Linked DNA regions of Homo sapiens: regions 2 and 3 are each linked to region 1. Evidence: read pairs that join two places in POLR2A ChIA-PET (ENCODE). Cell type or tissue: CD4-positive, alpha-beta T cell. All regions are shown on one strand. Region 1 overlaps OXNAD1 (oxidoreductase NAD binding domain containing 1). Region 2 overlaps RFTN1 (raftlin, lipid raft linker 1). Region 3 overlaps TBC1D5 (TBC1 domain family member 5).

Region 1 (2,500 bases):
AAACAGATCATTACAATTAAAGTTTCCACTTTTCAATATAATGACTGCTAAACCATTTTTGAAGGGTAAATATGTTGCCCGCCCCCTAAAACAGGCAAAATGCATTTAATGTGTATCATCGAACATGTGCAAAGATTGCAGTAAATTGCTTCACAAACCCAAATTATTGCAATCAGCATCTTGTTTTCTAGTTCTAAATTCAAAGGCAAACTATTAACACACAAGACTGCTAACTCTTGCTATTATCACACTTGCTATTATCACACATCCTCCTTCTAACAAAACCACATTTCCAGATGGACTGCCAAAATTAGTCAAGTGACTCCTAAGAAACACTATCAAGACTGACATGCCAGAAATCCATTTAGAAATGAATGCTTTATTAAAATAAAGGACACACACACCCAAACACACCTTTCCTAGGGAAATTCAAGTTGCTTTCCTTACAATTGAACTTGAATTGAAGCTCAGGGAGGCCCCATTCGGAGGAAATGTTACCCAGTCAGCATGCTGATCAGTCCCGAGTCAAATGGGACAGACTTATGATTTGTGTGGGGGTTCTGGGGAGCTGGGCCTGACTGGGGAATCCTGATAACAAATTAGGCAAAGTATTTAAATTCAACCCAAATAAGGTACATATGATAGACAAATTCAGTCAAGAGGGTAGTGAGCCCTGTGATGACATCACTAGTTCCTCTTCTCTTCAGGATACTTTGTTTACTCTGCATTGGACACGAAGAAGACTACTTTTAAAAAACCTATGAATCTCCTGCAACACGTAACTCAAGGAGATTAGATTACTGAAGTGCATTCTGTTAGCAACCATTCCTGAAGAGTCTAATTATCAGAGCTGTCAGTTCCATGGGCCAGAACTAGCTTTGTTTGAATGTGGAAAACACAAGACAGCAATTTTCATATACGACTGAGGGAGCCACGGGCTCAAAACCCAAGTGGGCTCTGAGGCCAGAAAAGGAATCAGATCCTCTGTGCCAACAAAGGCTCACCCTGAGCAGATATGATTTAGAATTCCTCTTCCTCAAGGGAATGGCTAGCCTTTTCCAGGAGAAAAAATAATACCTTCTATCTGATGGCACCTTCTTGAACATACATACATGGAACACAGAAAAGTCACTTACCACTGGCCAGCTTTAAAGGAAAAGTCTTGATCAGCAACAAGCAAGCGGAGGCTCTTCACTGACGGTGACTCACTGGCAGCTCCACACACCTTAGCTGCTGACACAATCTAAAACCAAAAGATGAACTGTGGCTGAGGTTAGTGCGTACACAGCACAAGGGACAAATGGTGGCATCCTGAGAACTAAGGTTTTTGAAACCTACAAAGATGTGGTTTTTGAAAATTGCCAAACAAGGTAAAACACACTTTGCTTTAGTTCAGCCTACCACCATGTGAATACATTTTAATTAACTTTTTTTTGAGAGACTTGCTATCATACTAATTTAATTTTATCCTACATTCAAAAATCATCTATTCAAGGGATCTTTTAACCGGCATTTATCTGATGAGTATCCACAATGTGCTGTGCACTGGGCTAGGCACTCTGGGAAGAGCTCAGGGAATTGGAACTCTGTAAACAAGCCAGGGTCTTATCAAGGAGCTGCCGTTAAATTCTCCATCAGCACTGGGCAAAGTGAGGCCCACTCTTGCTTCTGGGGGTGTAAGGAGCCCACAAAGAGCTAATTTCAGAAATCAAAAGCAGGCACTTAGAAACTTTTAACAATTTCACAGAACAATCTTGTGCCTATTGAGTCTAGTAACAGAAAACAAAATGGGTTTGCATTCTTCATGTCTTTGTTTTTAATTAATTTTCAAATTCATTTTTTATCACACGATATTTTATAAAATGGAAACAGATCACAATCTTAACAATAAAAAGAGCCCTTCCCTACAGATAATTTGAGAAGCACTATTTTTACATGATGTATCTGATTTCTGGAAAGCCTTGAATAGGTTTGACTCGGGAGCTATGCAGGTATGTGCCATTCATGGCTCAACACCCCTCAAATTCAAAAGGTATCTATTTCCTTTATTCTTTCATCTGCTTTGTGTTTCTTTGTCCTGTAAGCCTGGGACATCTTCACAAGCAAAGAAAAAAGACAACATGACTCTTTCCTTCCTCAACCTTCTATGTCTGTTCATCTTTACTTGTGGCAGCAAATCAGCAACTAACCAAAATATAGCCCTCTCCTTGGAAAGTGTGACCTTCACAGCTCCACCAAAGGGTGCTTTGGAAATCTGTCAAGGTCAATGAACGTCCCATCCTAATGCTAGCTCATGCAGGCCCTCTACTCCAATAGGACTACTAAATCTCATCAAACTATTAGTGGAGACCATTTTCAAAAATCCACTGGATAATTCTCATGATGGATGGTGGTCTCTCTCACCACCTCAAAGTATCTTCTAGTATTATCTACCTTTCTCTCCCTCCTGCAAAATACCTAACCTTTCTTTCTCCATATTTTTGTCAACCCTCTCTTGCTC
Region 2 (2,500 bases), 200 kb before region 1:
AGCCTTTCTGATTTCGTGAAGGGAGATGATAGGCCAGTTCCATGGCCTCATCTAAAATAATGTCAATCTCCAGAAAAGCCTTTAAAACTAATCATTAGCTTAAAGGAGTGGTTCCCAACCTTGAGAGTGAATCAGAATAGCCTGGAGGGCTTGTCAAAATGCAGAGTCCTGGGCCCCATCCTCAAAGTTTCTGATTTAGTAAGTCTAGGGCAAGGCCTGAGAATCTGCTTTTGTAATAAGTTCCCAGGCAATGCTGATGCTGCTGGTCTGGGGACCACACTTGGAGAACCTTAAAAGATCATGTGGAGTACAATTTTTTTTTTTTTAATTTGAGTGGAGATGGCAGAAAAAAATTATACTAGTGTGATCTTTTGAGTATAAAATAAATTCAACAAATGTTTACTTACCTACCTATGTATTATGACCAAATCATAACTTACTTTCTTTAGGTGACTTGGAATATATTTGGGAGGACAGGCCAGAGGAATAAAAATAAGGATACAAGGTGACACAATGATTCTCAAAGTTTGTTTAAAAAGTTCCCATGCCCAGCTGCACACCAGACCCATTAAGTCAGTCTTGGTGTTGTGGTTTGGTTCTGTGTCCCCACCCCACCTACAGTTGACACTACAGAACAGGTGTCAACAGACTCAGCTTAAGTCTGTGATGTCTCAGGGAGCTGGCTAAGATGGATACCTGGCTGCTGGTGCCTGCAGGTTCTGGGAGGGAGGGGGGTGCTTTACAGGGGAGCCCAACATCGTAAACTAGGGAAAGGAAGGAAGAGAATTGGAGGGGATGAGTACTTATTTGCATTACAGGAGGATTCTTGGTTTAAAGTGGGTTTCACCATGGGGTTCCTTTAGATAGAGCCTCAAGTACTCTGAAGTGTTTGTTTTGCCTTTCCTTAATGAGGTATTTATTACCTCTCTGTAAATATGATACCTGCAGTTTTAGAACATAACAAATCCATCTATAACATTTGCAGCTCTTCAGCAGAACTGAGCATACAGTCACTGACGTTGATGGCATTTTTTCTAAGTAAAAACAAACAAACCTTGGAGCAAAATGTCAGAAGCCCTGGAGGAGGGAAGGTGGATGGCTAGAAGGGAGGCTCTAAGCAGCCCTTGATACTGCTGCAAGAGGCCCCAGGGTCAGAGTTGGGTGGGGCGGGACTTTCTATATTTCCGCAAATTTAAGCTCACCCCGGTGGGAGGCTCCTCCTCGTACAGTCCTTCATCTTCATGGCAGAAAGGCTGTTCTGCCCCTGCGCCCTCCCTGGCCTCTCTGGGGATCCCTGCAGCTGATGTATTGTGATGGAGCAGTGGACTTGGATGCTGCTGGTATTGATATAATCATTGTTAACAGTAGCAACAGTAATAACAGCTAATGTGGCATGCATGGTGCTCAGTGTCAATTAATCCTTATAGAGATCTTGATTTTACAAATGAGGAAACAAGGCTCAGTGAGGTTACCTAATGTGCCCGTGGTTCTGCAACGAATGTGTGATGAGCTAGAATCAGAACTCAGACTTGCCTTCTTCAATTCTTTACTCTTAAGGATTGTGGACAATACCAAAGGTCCCTCGGGTATGGCTTTGAGATTTGGTTGGCTGTGATCGGTCATTCAAGGACCCCAGCTTTGATGTTCTCTTTTTGATTGAGCCCTACTCTAGGGAGAATTTGGCTGCATGTTTTGGTGAATCATAGATGGTGGGGATGAGAATAGACTGAGTGGTTGAGCATTGTCTTATGCTGTGTTGTTTGCAATGCAGCTTGATATACTTTAGCTCAATTCATCCTTACAAGTCTAGAGATGTTTTTTGTTCTGCTTGACAAATAGGGAGCCTGACAAATAGGGTGGTCTTGTCTTACAGAGCCGCAGCTTGCACTGAGGTCTTCCGACTCCATGTGCCCTGTGTGTCTTGCTGCTGCCTGGGACCCACAGAGTCTCTGAGGGTCCGGAGCCACATTAAGGGTCATGCTGCCCATGACCTGTTGGTGACCACTTTCCTTAGGTATCAAGAACATGAGTGTTGGTCAATAACCCACTGGAGCGTAGTGCTGGCTTCTGTTGTTCCCAGCTTTAAAATAGGGCTAGGTTTGACCTCCAGCTCAGATTCAGAAGGCCAAGTCTGAGCTTGAGTATGTGTGGATGGCTGCCACTTAGTCCCAGTTTTGTAAGTGTGCCAATATCGGGACTTTTCCTGTGCTGAATATAGACTCCTCCTTTGCTGAAAATAGTATATGCGGTAGGGTAGGGAAACATTTTTCTTTCCTAGAAAATCGCTCCTTGCTCCTCTAGGTAACATTGACTTCTGTGAAACCATCTGTTTCTTCCAATATAATTTCCAGACTATTAGATTAAACAGTTTCTCCTGACCCACTTTTGGCTTCTGTTTCTTTTCACTGTTCATTAATAAATTGTGTAGCAGAGTTTTTATGGAGAGTGTGTGTGTGTCTATTTATTTAATTTCAGTTTAGGCAAAAGCAATTGTTGGATG
Region 3 (2,500 bases), 940 kb before region 1:
AGAGAGAACCTGTGAATCCACAATCCAGAGTACTGCATTTTAAACTATGTGCTCTAGATTTGGGAGCCATCTCTATGCCTTCCACTAGACATGGTTTATGTCTACGGAGAGCATATGCTAGACACCACACTAAACCCTTTACATTATCATTTAGGACACACAGCCACTTGTAGATGAGAACTATGGCCAGTGGAGGGTCAGTGACTTGTTCAAGGCCGTACAACTAGGTATCAACCCAGTTCAGACTCAATCCTAGCTGTGTCTGACCCACCAGATAGTGGCTTGGGGAATTCTACCCTGTAAACATCTCTCAAATCTACCACCACAGCCTCAGTTGAAGGCCATAATCTCTTGCCTGGACCAACGCAACAGATGGTCCACTCAACCAAGCCCTTATAATCCTCACTCAATTTTCTGGCCTAAAATCTGTAGTAACTGCCATCAACCACCAATGAAATAAAGGCCAGACCCCTTAACATGAGAATAAGGAGCTCTTCTTGATCTGTCAGACCCTTGATCTGGCCTCATCTTCCCACTATCCTCCACTCCCCAAGACTGGATGATCAAGAGGGAAACTAAGCTCATGTTTAGGGTACCAGCAACTTAGTTTTTTTCTTAAAAAAAAAAAAAAAAACTTTTATTTTAGGTTCAGTGGTACATGTGCAGGCTTGTTATATAGGTAAACGTGTGGCATGGGGGTTTGCTAAACAGATTATTTCATCACCCAGGTACTAAGCCTAGTACCTAATAGTTTTTTTTTATTCTCTCCCTCCTCCCACCCTCCACATTCAAGTAAGCCCCAGTGTCTGTTGTTCTCCTCTTTGTGTCCACGTGTTCTCATCATTAGCTCTCACTTATAAGTGAGAACATGTGGTATTTAGTTTTCTGTTCCTGTGTTAGTTTGCTAAAGATAATGGCCCCCAGCTCCATCTATGTTCCTACAAAGAACATGATGTTCTTTTGTATGGTTGTATAGAATTCCATGGTGTATAATGGGGCACCTTCAACTTTAGAAAAAATTTGATAATTGATCCTCCCCCAAAAAAACATTGAAATAATCATCAAATTTTTTAGAAAGCACTCTGTTGAACTTAATCTTTCCTTTTACTTTGATATTGATATCATTTTCAATTACATATTGATGGCAGGGAGCACCAAAGGTTTTAATCAGGCCCTGATTAAGCTAGATGTTCCTAGTACAATGCCTTTGAAAATACTGTGTTCTCCACTAGAGAGGACCCTCCCTGACCCACCACGACCATTTCCTCTTGAGTTTTAAGATCTAGCTCACACTCTTAATTGTCTGAGACAAGATTGGACACTCCCCCTTTTGCGCACACAAAGTGCTGTTGTTTGTACTTCAGTGTTCGCTTTTGCTACCTAGGGTTGTAGGTTAGTGTGTATACAAGTCTGTATTCCCTGTATGGCTATTTTGGGAGTTTCTTAAGAGCTTCTGTTATGTTCATACTTCCCTCCCCAGTGCTAAACAGAAATTTCTTTAGGCATTTCAAAAGATCACTCTGCATAGGGCTCATTCCCTGATGTTTGGTCACGAATGAAAGACTACATACATGCATTAATACATGTACACCCTAGATGGCTTAAGAATGAGCCTATATTTAATGTATTTAAGAATGTCTTACAATCTAAAATAATTTTAAATAAATGTCATGGGTCAGAAATTCTGAAGACCAAACTGTGAGACAGATTCATGGTTAAGACATTTATTGGGCAGCATCCTTGAGATCAGTACCTGGGGAGTGAAAGAAGCAACACTGGCAGGGAGAGAGCTAAACCGACCGCTTTGCAGTTGCTGCTGGAACCCTCTGGGGCTGGGGTAGTCCTCTAGAGTTGTCCACCTTGAGGCAAGGGGGCCAGCTTTTACTTGTCAACTCAAACCAGTCACTGGATTGGAGTTAATTCCCAGGTAAGGGGCATGACCTTGGGCAAGGAAGCTCTCTTCAGTTGCGGGCAGTTTCCAGAGAAGAACTCAGGGGAGCCATCAACAGCCAGCATTTCCAGCAGCTGGGGGAAATAAGTGCCTTGGACCTGAAGAGGGAATTGGGCAGGGCCCTACAGCAGCGTATTTTAGAATGTGCCCCTAAGAATAGGCTTTAAATTTTCGTGCAACAAAAATGTTTCATGCTGTTCCTCTCTGTCAAAAAAAAAAAAAAAAGGTATGTAGAGAACTTTGGAACCAGTATGTAGCTTATGGGTTACAAGCTTGCTGAGAATACTGACCCCTCAGCTCAGGAGCTGTCCAGGGGAAGCCTGGATGAGCCCACATCCATTTACCCCAGTGTGCTATACAAATGTGATCAGATTCTGTGCATACCAGATACGAAAAAGGCAGAGAAGTCTGAGAGTGCATCCTTTTGTCTTGAGACAAGACTACTCCAGGTACCTGGGCTTTTCCTATGTATCTCCAGAGGAAATACAGTTGTCCCTCAGTATCTGTGGGGGATTGGTTCCAGGACCCCTGCGGATACCAAAATCCACA

The links. Peaks named below come from ENCODE experiments on the same cell type or tissue, not always from the same donor. Only the 100,000 strongest peaks of a DNase experiment are listed, where the experiment ranks them.
Region 2: POLR2A ChIA-PET joins it to region 1 with 14 read pairs; 8 of 35 experiments call an interaction of 5 or more read pairs at or near these places.
Region 3: POLR2A ChIA-PET joins it to region 1 with 10 read pairs; 3 of 35 experiments call an interaction of 5 or more read pairs at or near these places.

Annotation. Positions count from the first base shown.
Region 1 is chr3:16,285,085-16,287,584 of GRCh38, reverse strand. It overlaps OXNAD1 (oxidoreductase NAD binding domain containing 1), which reads right to left. Exons shown (of 9, transcript NM_138381.5): 5 at 1,137-1,243. Among named protein-coding and RNA genes, the nearest start is that of OXNAD1, 21 kb to the right of the region's middle. RefSeq lists a silencer at 1,185-1,324. In CD4-positive, alpha-beta T cell, no CTCF peak of the experiment used is centred here; a DNase peak (open chromatin) is centred at 1,244; H3K4me3 peaks cover 1,883 bases; H3K27ac peaks cover 2,278 bases.
Region 2 is chr3:16,481,586-16,484,085 of GRCh38, reverse strand. The region is part of intron 2 of RFTN1 (raftlin, lipid raft linker 1); the gene reads left to right. LOC124906219 (a long non-coding RNA gene) reads right to left here. Exons shown (of 3, transcript XR_007095839.1): 3 at 1-2,500. Among named protein-coding and RNA genes, the nearest start is that of RFTN1, 31 kb to the left of the region's middle. RefSeq lists an enhancer at 554-1,406. In CD4-positive, alpha-beta T cell, no CTCF peak of the experiment used is centred here; DNase peaks (open chromatin) are centred at 645 and 1,195; H3K4me3 peaks cover 290 bases; H3K27ac peaks cover 2,500 bases.
Region 3 is chr3:17,225,987-17,228,486 of GRCh38, reverse strand. The region is part of intron 18 of TBC1D5 (TBC1 domain family member 5); the gene reads left to right. Among named protein-coding and RNA genes, the nearest start is that of PLCL2-AS1, 170 kb to the right of the region's middle. In CD4-positive, alpha-beta T cell, no CTCF peak of the experiment used is centred here; no DNase peak of the experiment used is centred here.